2 separate regions of the Homo sapiens genome follow, and region 2 is linked to region 1. A link is a loop called in an ENCODE intact Hi-C map of the cell type or tissue named here. Cell type or tissue: OCI-LY7. All regions are shown on one strand. Links, peaks and the distances in the headings refer to the core of each region. The heading gives the core; the rest is flanking DNA.

Region 1 (5,000 bases), core at 1-5,000:
TATTTGAAAACATTTTATATAATCAAGTTATTAAAGCCAGAAAAACATAAAAATTGTCATTACAGACCAAATTTCTTCTGTCTTAAATTTTATAGCTTTTTCTAAAGAGCACATGGTATCTCTGCTTTGCCCTTTAGCTTTTATTGGGCAATTTAACTGTAATAAAATGCAGAAATAGACACATGAACCACTGAACATCTATAAAATTGTCTAGCAGCCAATTTTATTTTTTTTGAAACTGTATAGATGATGATTCTTAAATTAGCTAGAATTGTCTTTGTAAATTTAGTAAGTATGGTTTGTGATACTTCTCAAAGTTAATATTAACTAAAAGATGATATAAAATACTTAAGGATTTATTAGTTTAAAAAACCAATATTAGAGAATTATGTTCTATTTACTTAGAATAGTAAATAGGTAGTAAATTTTCTAGGAAAAACAATCTAATATGCAAATTTTTACATATATGAGGGTGTAAGTGTGTGTAGAGGTGTGTGTGAGTGTGTGTTGGAATCTATCTCAACAGGAAGAGGCTTTATACAGGCATCATTTAAAAAAAAAAAGCTGTTTCCCTCATGTATGCAATATAAGTCATTTACCAGCATCTCTGTGATTCTATTCAAAGTTAGTATAGCTTAACTACAATAAGCATTTGTGGAAAAGAACTGAATTTAAATTTGGAGGCATTATATAGAATTATCTTCAATATGATACAATCTAAGTTAACATGAATGTGTGTATATGAATGTAAACGCAGAGAAGACGTATGTCATTTGGTTAGAAACAGTCTGGTTCTGGTGCAATTTCTTCTCTAAAGTGGCTATAATCCTGTTTTAGACTTTGATATATTCTAGATTCTTGTGGAAAAATTGGCCCTGATTTATACCCAACATTTGTACATATTCAGTCCATAAAATCCACAGTTGAAGGAATCACTATTGGCTTTGTTCTATTTAGGCTTCTCAAATTGTATTTCCAGCCCTGGCAATTTTCTCATTTTGTTTCTATACATGTGTAATCCTAAAAACCTGGAAATATACTTCTCTATATTTTTCTTTTACATGATTGCGTCCATGAAATACTTCCCACAGCAATAGCTGGAAAGATTTAAAGTCTTACCCATCTTTATGGGGTAGGGAGGGAAGGGACTTGGAAAAAAGAGAGGGCATAGGCAGATTTCCTTCCCATTAAGACTTAAAGATTGCCAGTTTTCTGAAAGTGCCTTTTTTATGACATAATTCATCAGTCTACCACTAAAACTGTTATAACACAATCTATAAGATGGCTACACCAGTTAAATTTCTTACCTTAACAATTTAGCCAGACTTTATAGAATAGCATTCTGCAAAAGCTTGCAGGATATTGCAAACACACTCTCACCATAAGTTTTATTTCTCTCCTTCAGCATGCAAGCCTTTCCTTACCTACATACTCCATCATTATGTATTCCTTTTGAAATCACTTTGAGCATCTATCACTCACTTCTTCACAGTCTCAAGCAGTGTCAATGAACATTGTTCAAATATCCCAGAAGTTAAGTATTACAAACCTAATCATGTCCACCTTGGTATTTTTCTTTTTATTCTTCCAAATTTCTAAACATATATCATTTCCATTAAAATGATCAGATTCAATATTTATTAATTTTTAATGGTATCAGCTAAAATAGCTGTGATTTTGATGTTCATCTATATAGGCACAAAGAAAATTAGAACTTGTTAGTATATTTCTATCATAAGAATCATAAAATGTTTTGCTCCCACTTGGTTAAGTTGTTGTATTTTATTCACAGGGTCCACTATCACGACTCTACAACAAAACTTTATCTCATTATTCTATTGCTGTATTTTTTTAATTCAGTAAAAATGCTAATATATGTGTTAATGTATTTTTTAAACTTATTCACACTTCTTACGCTGAATATAGTTTACTTCTGTTCTTTTTTTTTTTGAGACGGAGTCTGTCGCACAGGCTGACTTCTGTTCTTATAATACGAATAATTGAATTCAACTAAGGCAGTCAATTAAAATTGAGAGGATGGAATCTCAAATTATCTGTAATCATTAATGAATATATTTATGTCTGAGAATTCATATTTAAAATAAAACTACGTAATTATCCTCTTCCATATGTGTCTGCTTAACAAGAATCTTAACTGTCTTCAATGTCTTTACTGGCTAAATATATTGAGCTCCCTCTGCTGGTCTAGTCTATAACTGGTATGTCTCACTTTTAAATACAGCTCTCCCATTTGAGGTTATTCTTTAATCCTTGGGAAAATTTCTCTATTAGTCTACTTTTTAGGCCACTTTTTGTTAATTAAGTTAATTCAAACAATGTATTTTTCATATTTTTCTTGCACAAATTTAAAAAAATGCGTGTGCAGTTTAACAATATAAACTCAAATCTCTTTTTAGCTGTTAAACTCCTTTCCCAATATTGTTAATCTGATTAATTTCATGTAGTACCAACCATTCTCACTTGAGTACAGTTTCATTATTTTACACATAGTCACCAAACTTTTTTCTACAAATATTATGAGCATTTTAACTTCCTTATTACCCTCATATATGAGTCATAATGAGATTCTTTAAGGACTTGTTCCACCTCAATTATTTCAAGTTCACATTCTTCTTAAACAGATAATGATTTAACAACTACTGGAAATTCCCGTTCTTAAAAATATTAAATTAAAAATAAAACTAGTTTACCATCATTACTGTTTGGGAACATGGTCTTGGCGAGAGAGGCACATCTGTCCTGCCTTTTAAACTGTGATGATAAAAGAAGCACGTGATTATTTCAATGAGGGGAAGCTTAAGATCTCCACATTAAGTGGCTTTTATATGAAGTGTGCTCCTGCAAACCTATGATGAGTTGTGGATAAGGCTTATGTGCCAGGATGAAAGCATTTGTTAAGTTGGGTCTAACAATGCAAAGAAATGCAAATGCAAAGAAAGGTTTTCTTTGGAAATATACGCAAAAACCAAATTGTAATTTGGTGCATACACACAGACCTGGCTGGTCTTCAGGGTGTCCACAGAACAAAAGAAAAGATTGGGGTTTTATTGGTTAAGAGAAAAGTTTTGTAAAATGTTTTGAAAGAAAGTTCATTGGCCTAGACAAGTTCTTCCAGCTTTGGCAAGCTGTAATTGTTGAGTGATGGTGGTAGGTAAAACTAATCTTGGTGGAAGGTAAACTAATCTTTGAGGCATGGAAGGTAGCAGTTACATGGAAGCAGTTACTAGGTAAAATGGGTTTTAAGATATAGCAAGTTATTTCTGCAGCCTGGCTTGCCAGACAGTTCCTGGAGCAGGAGCTTTGTGACCTGAGTGCTTTTTCCCCATGGTCCTTAACTCCCATCTAGTTGGGTATGACTGTAATAACCCCAAGTCACATCATTAATTTTCACAATTGAGACAATGGAATATTACATAGCAACAACATGGATATTTCTCATAAACATAATTATGAGCTAAAGAAAACAAACACAATAGAACATGTACCAATTACTTCCGTTTGTATGAAGTTCAATAACATGAAAAAATCAATTCTGATGATAAAAGACTTCTGAATTCTGATAGACTATCTTTGGTCAGGGGTGGGAGGTGGTTGGTAACTGATTGTGAGGAGGTACCACGGAGCCTTCTGGGTACCAAAATTGTTCTATTTTTTGATCTGGGTAGTAGTAACACAGGTATATGCATATGTCAGAATCTTTTAATGGACACTGCAGACTTGTGTATGTTATGAATGGCTGTTATATCTTAATTCAAAAGATTATTTAAAAGTAAACAAAAACCTTCACAAATTTAAAATTTAACACGCCAAGTGTGTCAGGCAGAGCATATCTATTTGGTGATCACAGGTGAGAACGTTAGAAGTTAGACAAAAAGCTTTAAATGAAAGCTTTTATTTTTCATCAGAAAAAGTCTGCAGGACTATGAATGTCTACAGCATTAATATGTGATTTCTCTAACCCTATGCCTTCCAGTACTTAAAATACCTAGTTATAAGAACCAAAAATGAATAATCTTGAAGAAAAAAATCACTGAGATGATAAGCAGCTTCCATGATATAGGTAAAAGGGAATTCCATTTGATCTGATCTGGGGATGGGGGCTGGCTATAGGTGGTCCAGATGTTCTCAGCTAACTGTCAAACTTTTAAGAAAAACTCCAAAATAGAAATATGTATATATATACACACACTATGAAGCATAACTATGACAGAAGCAAGAAAGAAATTTCCATCATAGAAGCACCTTATGGGACTGGCTACACCCACGATGACATTAAAAGTCCATTATTTATTTTAAAATTTGAAAAAGAGAGAAAACAACCACCCATAACGCCCCCACACAAACCCAGCACTATTAGCAGTTAGCTACATTTATATTTACTTCTAAATGTTTTGACTGCACATATTTTTTACATGGTTTATGCATTCATTCATTCAGTGAATCTTTTTGTGGGAGCATATAATGAACCAAACATTTTGCTAAGCACAAAGGATGATGTAATCATTTTATTCTGACAAATCACTTCTTTACTTATTACTGAATCATAAACTTTTTTCCATTATAAAGATAAAATAATGAGCCTCCTTTTCCTAACTTTTTATTCAATACATATGCAAAAAAGTGCACAAATTATAGGAGTGAAGTACAGTGAATTAATACAAAGTGCACACATTCATGTAACCACACTCAAGTCAAAAGTAGCATCCCAGAGCCTGCTTATACCCCTTTTAAATCCTACCCCTCACAGTCTCCATAGTAGTTTGGGCATGTATATACAGTAGTACAGTATTTTTAAATGAACATATTGGTTTTATCTATCTTCAAAAAACAGATGACTCTCCATCTTGTTACACATATGTTAGAAAGTTAGAGAATTGTGCTGCTATGTGATTTAAATCAATATTTATACATTGAACCATTACTTTTCACCAGTGCCCATAAAATAAACCATTTTTATAAAATGAGAACAAAAAAGATGA
Region 2 (8,348 bases), core at 2,084-7,083, 160 kb before region 1:
TTCCCCTTTTTTCACTGCAAAATTTTCATTTAGTTTGGACAAAGGGGAAAAGAAGGATGGGAAAAAATAGTCCCACTTCCTAAAAGATCACTCAAAATCCTTACTTGGCTTATGCTATGGTCTGAATGTATGTGTCCCCCAAAATTCATATGTTGAAACTTAAACCCCAATGTGATAATATTAAGAGGTGTGGCCTTTGGGAGTGATTGGGTCCTATGGGCTGTGGCCCTATGAATGGGATTAATGTCTTTGTAAAAGAGGCCTGAGGGAGCTTGTGAGGCCTTCCTTGCTACCATGTGAGGATACAGACTTGGTTATAGCAGCCCAAATAGACTGAGGTAGCTTACCACTAGATCCTAATATTTGAAGTTATAAACTAAGAATTGTTACATCTTTACTCTCTGATTATACTTTCTCCCCATTCAGGAAAACTTCATATATTGTCATTCCTTTTTTTTTCTTCTTTTTTGAGACAGAGTTTCATTCTTGTCACCCAGGCTGGAATGCAATGGCATGATCTTGGCTCACTGCAACCTCCACCTCCCAGGTTCAAGTGATTCTCCTGCCTCAGCCTCTCGAGTAGCTGGGATTACGGGTATGTGCCACCACACCTAGCTAATTTTGTATTTTTAGTAGAGCTGGTTTTCACCATGTTAATCAGGCTGGTCTCGAAATCCTGACCTCAAGTGATCTACCTGCCTTGCCCTCCCAAAGTGCTGGTATTACAGGTGTTAGCCACCTTGCCTGGCCTCATGTATTGTCATTTCAATAAAAATAAATGTGGAAAAATATTTCATTTCAATGAAAGTAAATATGAAAATTTAAATAAAATACAAATGAGAAAAATACATTATAGTTAATTAACCAAAACATTCAAAACAGTCTCTCCCACTCTCCCTCTCACTGTGTGTATGTGTGCTTGTGTGTGTGTGTGTGTGTGACAGAGAGAGAGAGACTGGGTATAAATTATGGTAGGTACTAACGAGAGAGATTTTTTTTAAATGAAAATAGAGACAAACAGAATTAATTACAAAGTTTAAAATATTAGCTTTTAAGGTATTCTCAGTGTAAGATTGAATATATGTGTGATCTTGGTTATGTTTGGTTGGTGGAAATACAATGTAAGAAATTAGTAGATATGCATAAACAATTTTTGTTAATAGAAAGTTATGTTTCTATCAACAATATATATGGAGACTCTGGTCGGGAAAATATATAGATTCATGTGGCTACAAGAAAAAGGGAGAATCTGCTGCTGAGTTTGGGAGACAATTTATCTAAAGGATATATTCGATAGAAGAGTTTGAATTTTGAATCAAAAAGAAATTCAATGAATCTGAGAATTAAAATTCAGAACCTTATTTTGAAATTGAGATGTGCCTTTTGTTTTTAATTTGGATATGATAAGACCTAGTTCAATAAACCAAACATGTATTTATCCACATTTTTTCACCTCTCATGCTTGTTGGCATTGCTGTTTAGAAGTAAGTCCAGAATAGAAAATGTCTGCGCACATGCCAGTGTTGGCATTTCAGTGAGTCTGGTTTGGTGATGATTTTGTGCCTCTGCTTATTTGTTTTACCTGCTCCTTTCCACTGCAAAAGAGGTCTGATTCCACGCAAAGAGGACTGGATGGGGGCTCAATCAAATTTGTTTTCTTGCTGATGGTTATACGATCACAGGAGTATTGACGAGTTATGCACTATGAGTTTTCACTTCAGTTTTTGTTCACAGTTCGTGAGACTGCAGGGAGAATGTTTTGTACTCTAACCTGAAATGAGAAATGAAGACTGTGAACTGCTGAAGAATATTAATTAGACAGATAAAGCTTAAATTCAGCAGTTTGATGAGCTAAAACTTGATAACTACACACAAAAGTGGAAGGCTGAAAAAAAAATTCACAGCTTTCTGAAGTACATGGAAAAACAATCAAGAGAAATTTAAATGCATAAATATAAAATTTCCCAGAAGAAAATCATTCTTTTACATCAAAATTGTCAGTGTTAGTGGGCTATTTGAATTGTTAAATCTAGAGTATATTTTCAAAGTACAATTTCTGATTCTAGGAGAAAAGGAGTCATTTAAAAAAAAGAGTTGGCCATTTGTGAAAAACAAAATTAATAGTTGAAGGAAAAAAGACATAGTTACCTTTTAAACATAAAATCTGAGGCTTTTAATTCTTAAGTAAATTTAATTTTTAAGGACTTTAATATGACATTCCAAGTTTTGATACAAAATTGTTACTTTTCTGGAAAAATAATTTTGCTTTATAAATTATTATTACTCATCCATTTGTTCATTAAATAATCAGTAAGCAGCTGCCAGACAAGGTGCTAGGGCCTTTTTCACAAGATGAATGAACTCAAGTTACTCAGAGACAAGAATGAAGAGACATATTATTAAAATTTTAACACAATGTGAAAATTGCTTTAATTATTCAATTTAAAGTATTTTTGAGTGCTTACTTAGCTTCAAGCTTTACATCATGAGTGGGGATAGAGTTTCATATATAGATATATATGAGAGAGGCTGGGAGCGGTGGCTCACGCCTATAATCCCAGCACTTTGGGAGGCCGAAGTGGGCAGATTACTTGAGGTCAGGAGATCGAGACCATCCTGGCTAACATGGTGAAACCCCGTCTCTACTAAAAATACAAAAAATGAGCCGGGCATGGTGGCAGGCGCCTGTAGTCCCAGCTACTCGGGAGGCTGAGGCAGGAGAATGGAGTGAACCCGGGAGGCAGAGGTTGCAGTGAGCAGAGATCAGGCCACTGCACTCCAGCCTGGGCGACAGACTGAGGCTCTGTCCCAAAAACAAACTAACAAACAAAAATTAGCCAGGTGTCGTAGCATGCGCCTGTAATTGCAGTTCCTTGGGAGGGTGAGACAGAAGAATCGCTTGAACCCAGGAGACAGAGATTGCAGTGAGCTGAGATCGCGCCACTGCACTCCAGCCTGGGCAACAGAGTGAGAGTCTGTCTCAACTGAAAAAAAAAAAAAAGAGAGAGAGATGTGAGAGATAGAGTGAAGGAGAGATGTATAAACAATGAAATTATGTAAATCCTATACAAAAATGAGGCAGACAAGTGGGAAGGACTCCCCATAAAAACTCCAGCTGGCCTTGGGCACTGGGGTGGAAACTCAGGAAGTTCCTGTGGGTTTTGCAGCAGGGAGGAGCTTAGCCCCTCCTCTTCCTGTGTGGAACCTGGGATTCAAACTGCGAGGCGGGAAGCGCACCAGCAGGGACTCTGCCTTTGTGGAGAGTCTGTGTTTCCCCCCTTTTCCATTTTTTTCACTCCTCAAATCGTCCGCTAGCCTAAATTTTCGTAGCTGTGTGATAAGGACCTCATCTTGAGCTGAACTAATGAAAAGTCCTGTAACAAAAAGACATTTTATGTTTTACAAAGTGATCAAAAAGAGGTGGCTGGGTCTTTTTGAAAGCATCAGAATATGCTTTCTAAAGAAAGTCAACATTATGCTTCAAAAAGGTGGTACAAAATGTGCCTTATCAACTGATATGGAGTAACCAGGAGTGTACCTCACAGAAGAGGTAAAGATTGAACAGATTATTGAAACAAAATAAGGAAACTGTCAGGAAAACAAAGAGGAGAGGATATTTTACAGAGAAACCAACATGTGCAAAAACAAGAAAGTGCAAATTAGCAGATGGCATTCCGGAAATTTTAAGTCATCTGGCACTGACCAAGGCAGCCTTAGAAGTTCCCCTGAACCTGACTCAACTTCAGACAAGTTTCTTCCTGACTCTAGGCCCTTGATCTCTCTTTTCTTAGAGCAGTTACTTTAGAAAAGTTAAAATTGTAAATTCTTTCGCTGCAGCTTAGAGATGTAAATCTTCTCTTGCAAGTTTTACAGACTAGGAATGTCTTTCTCCAGGTCCTGAGAGTCATCCTTTTGAAAAGTATACACCAAGAAAGATGGAGTGCCTTCATCCAGTCTCTATAGAAATGTAGGAGCTTAACTTAGATAAGCACGTATTAGCAAACACAGATGGCCGAATCATGTTTACCAACCTCCCTGCAAAGTTCTCTAGTACTTTGTCATTAAAAACTGTCCCATCTTTTGTTTCAGGGGAGTTAAATTTAGTCTCTCTCCCCTATTGCAATAGTCTTGCCTCCCTCTGCAATTGTCTTTGCCTGTCAACTCTGGCTGGTGTCTTTTTTTTTTTTAAGCACATGACAGGGAATTTGTAGAGATAGGTAATGTTAGGGTCACCCCAACCAGACTGTTCCCCCTCCCTTCCCATGGGTCTTACAATGCAGTCGTTTGTGACATCCGCACAGCTCCCCCAGGGCTAAAGACAAACCCCCCTTCACTGACCCCTCCAGTAACTAACCAGTCAGTTACAGGATGCGGTTGACATGTCTGTTCACCTTGCATAACAAAGCTGGCAAAAAACATCTCCAGGATGCGGTCAAGACACCTGCACACCCATCTCAGCTCCCCCACCCTGACCCTGTTCCTCGCCTTGTAAAGCCATGCAATGGTCTGAAAGCAGGGCTGCCTCCTCTGCTTTTATCAGGAGGTAGCCCGGCAGGACTGATAATAAATCAGCTTGCCTGAACTCAGCTGTCCTTCCAATTATCCCTTACAGGTAAAATCCAGAAAATGAAGGTTTTTGTATACCCTTAGGGAAAACGTTTTAAGCAGGGAAGAGGAAGACAAACTGATTTGGAATCCTAGGACTGGAGGAAAGCCAAATTATAATGGCAGTTTGTCTTATATTCCCCCACCAAACAGAAGAAGGCCACACAGGCCAAGTGTTTCCCAGCCCATAATCTAGCAAAAGAAGGTGGCTCAGAAAGGATTAAGTCTCCCTTGGATCAAATGCATGTCCCTCCAATAATACCAAGCAAGATTCCACCAGCAAGAGGAATCAATCAGGACCCAGTAAACATAGAGGGGCCAGTAGAAGCACTCTCCCACCAGGCTTATCCTGAAACCCCACTCCCACATCCAGGAATACCCAGGTAGCTGTGCACCAACCAGCAAGAGGGACCTCGCCATAACAGGTGGTGTGTAGACTAGCCCTATAAATATATTATAAAATACTCCTAGAACCAATAAGTGAGTTCACCAAGGCTGCAGGTTACAAGATCAACAGACAAAACTTAATCACAATTTGTATGCAAACAAGGAATATTTAGAAATTGAAATTAAAACTCAACTACCATTTGCAATCATTCCAAAGAAAATTTACTACTTAGATAGTAATATAACAAAACATGTACAGAATTGACGTGGTGAAAACTACAAAATGTTAATAAGGGAAATTTTTTAAAATCAAATACAGATAGATTAGAACATTCAACATAGTAAAGGTGCCAGTTCTCCCCAAATTGTTTTATATTAGTTTGGTGCAAAAGTAATTGCAGTTTTTACCATTGAAAGTAATGCTGTTTAAAAAAAAACACAATTACTATTGCACCAACAGGTGTAAGCTACTATAAATATTGATATGCAGGTTTTTGCGTAAACATAAGTTTTTAGTTGGGCAAACACCTAAAAGTAGAGTGGCTGGTTTGATAGCGAGTGTATAATGAACTGTCAAATAGTTCAAATGGGCTGTACTATTTCCTAACACCTGTGTTTGAATGTTCCAGTTTGTCTGCATTCTTGCTAGCACTTGGTATTTTGAGTATTTCTTAGCCACTCTAAGAGATTTGTTGTGGTATCTAGTTGAGTTTAATTTGCATTTCACTAATGACTAATGATACTGAGTATCTTTGATAAGTATATTTGACATTTATGTATATTCTTCGGTGGAATGTCTGCTGAAATATTTTGCCTAGTTTGTATTGTTTTTTGTATATTTTACTGAATTTTAAGAGTTCTCAATATATGCCAAATGCAAGTCAGAGAGAGTTCATAAAGACAATAGAACTATTTAATGAAAAGGTGGTAGCCATATAGATAGCATTGTAAAACTGCAAATGAGGATTTTTATATAATAGAAATTGAAACTGGGGAAACAGTGTTATGTTTTGTTGTTATGTTTCATTTTTTTTTTTTTTTTTGGACATGGTCTTGCTCTGTCACCTAGGCTGGAGAGCAGTGGTGTGATCATGGCTCAGCCTCCTGAGTAGCAGGGATTATAGGCTTGCACCACGACACTCCCTAATGGTTTTTAATGTATTTATTAAGATGGAGTCTCATTATGCTGCCCAAGCTGGTCTCGAACTCCTAGCCTCAAGCAATCCTCCCCGGTCAGCTTGTTTTTAACATTGTTTTAGAGTGTCAATACTCTGAGTTTAAAAACTAGTATTTTAATGGAAAACATAACTCATCTGTCCTTATACTTTTGCCTTATTAAATCTTCATAGTTAAATATATCTTATTTTCAGAACTTGAGATAATTAAATAATATTTATATAATTTAATCATATTGACAACTAGGAGAAGTTTCTTTAGGCTAAGTAAACTTGTGTGCTTATGACCGGAAGGCAGGGAAGTGGTCTGAGCATCAATTTGAAGCGTTATCGATACGGTTTTTTCTTTTGTAAAATGGGAATGATAATAGTAATGTCTACCTCATACAGTGGTTTGGGAAGTTAAATACGATAAACCAGGTTAAATATTTAGGGCAGTGACTACCATTCTTATTCAATACATAATTGTTATTATGATTATTTTACAATCTTTAAAATACTTCAGTGGTTTTGCAAATCTCCACTTCACTCTATCTGTATAAAGATCCATACTCCTTTTTTTACACAAAATAGGAAATAAAGGATACAATTTTTTTTAAAATGATTTGAAAGAAAGCTGACTTTCATTAGAGTGTGTCTGAAGCAGTGTTGTTATTGTGTGATCCCATATCAGAAGCATCTGTACCTGATACTTTGTTTCTATTTGTCTTTCAGCAAGCAAGGAAAACAGAAAGTGCCCACTGTGATTTTCTATTTTTCTAAGCCTTCTCAAGCAATTATTATCATCAATTTTCATCTAGCATTTTATCTTCTGTCTGGTTCACTTCTTTGTTTCTCAGGAGCACAAGTCTTTACGAAACTACGTGGGTAGCCACTTCCTTTTCCCTTTGAAATGGATACTTCTCCTGGCATTTTAATTTTGGCTCAAGTATAAGAGTTATCAAGACTCTCAGAATTAATAATGTAAACAAATTCTGTCAGAGAACATTTGAATTGGACGGTTCTGAAAGGGAAAACTGCATAGTTTAAAGTGACTTCCTCTATCACATTGTAAGATATTTCCTTTCTTCCTTTCTTTAATAAAAGAACCATTTAATTACTCCTATATGTCTTAGCCATGGAGGCATGGCTATATGACAAGAGGCAGATGGTCATGACATTTTAAATATTTTTAATATAAACTTTGTTTTTTAAAACCGTTTTAATTTACAGAAAAAAAAAATGCAAAGATAGCACAGAGTTTCATGTATCTCCATACCCACTTTCTCCTATTAGAAACATCTTACATTATATAATACATGTTTCACAATGAAAGAACCAATATTAACACCTCGTTATTAAATCCATGCCTTTTGTCAGATTTCCTTAATTTTTTGCTAATGTCTGTTTGTGATTCCAAGGTCCCATCCAGGACACCACATCACAATTAGTCATGTCTTTTTCAGCTTCTTTGGCTATTGCAGTTTTGCCCTTTCCTTGTTTTTAATGACTTTGACAATCTTGAGGAGTACTGGGAAGGTATTTTGTTGAATGTCCCTCAATTAGTGTTTGATGGTTAGAATAATTTATACATATTTGGAAGGCCACAAAGGGAAAGTGCCTTTTATCATATCAAGGCAACTGCTATCGACATTCCTTGTCACAGTTAATGTTGGCCTTCATCATCGGGCTTAGGTAGATTTGTCCATTTCTCTAATGTAAAGTTACTTTTTCCATTGTCCACACTGTAGCCTTTGAAAGGGTGTCAACTTGCATAGCCCACATGGAAGAAGTGGAGAATTATGCTTCTCCAGACTCCTAACATACAATAGTCTTTTAATGGTCTTTTTACTGCCTTTCTAAAATCTCATATAACTGAAATGATATACCATGTAGCCTTTTCAGACTGGCTTTTTTCACCTACTATTATGCACTTCAGGTTCATCCATGTCTTTTCATTGCTTAATGGTTCATTTCTTTTTATCACTAAACAGTATCCATTGTATTGATATGTCGTAGTTTGTTTATTCATTAGCATACTGAAGGCTATCTTGTGACTTACACTTTCTGATGATTATGAATAAAGCTGCTATATACATTGACATGCAGGTTTTTGTGTAGACATAAGTTTTCAAGTCAGTTGCATTAATATTCAAGAGTATAATTTCTGGATGTTGAGGTAAGACTATCTCTAACTTTGTA

What was found. Hi-C counts contacts between places; a loop is a spot of excess contacts. Peaks named below come from ENCODE experiments on the same cell type or tissue, not always from the same donor. Only the 100,000 strongest peaks of a DNase experiment are listed, where the experiment ranks them.
Region 2: a loop joins it to region 1, with 14 times the contacts of the local background. A loop is called at or near these places in 2 of 110 quality-filtered maps.

Annotation. Positions count from the first base shown.
Region 1 is chr4:174,761,507-174,766,506 of GRCh38, reverse strand. The region is part of intron 3 of GLRA3 (glycine receptor alpha 3); the gene reads left to right. Among named protein-coding and RNA genes, the nearest start is that of GLRA3, 65 kb to the left of the region's middle. In OCI-LY7, for the core only: CTCF peaks have their summits at 1,990 and 2,190 (motif pointing left); a DNase peak (open chromatin) is centred at 2,186.
Region 2 is chr4:174,924,409-174,932,756 of GRCh38, reverse strand. It overlaps ADAM29 (ADAM metallopeptidase domain 29), which reads right to left. Exons shown (of 5, transcript NM_014269.4): 3 at 1,583-1,771. Among named protein-coding and RNA genes, the nearest start is that of ADAM29, 10 kb to the right of the region's middle. In OCI-LY7, for the core only: no CTCF peak of the experiment used is centred there; DNase peaks (open chromatin) are centred at 3,236, 3,696, 4,376, 5,576 and 2 weaker places; H3K4me3 peaks cover 3,926 bases; H3K27ac peaks cover 5,000 bases.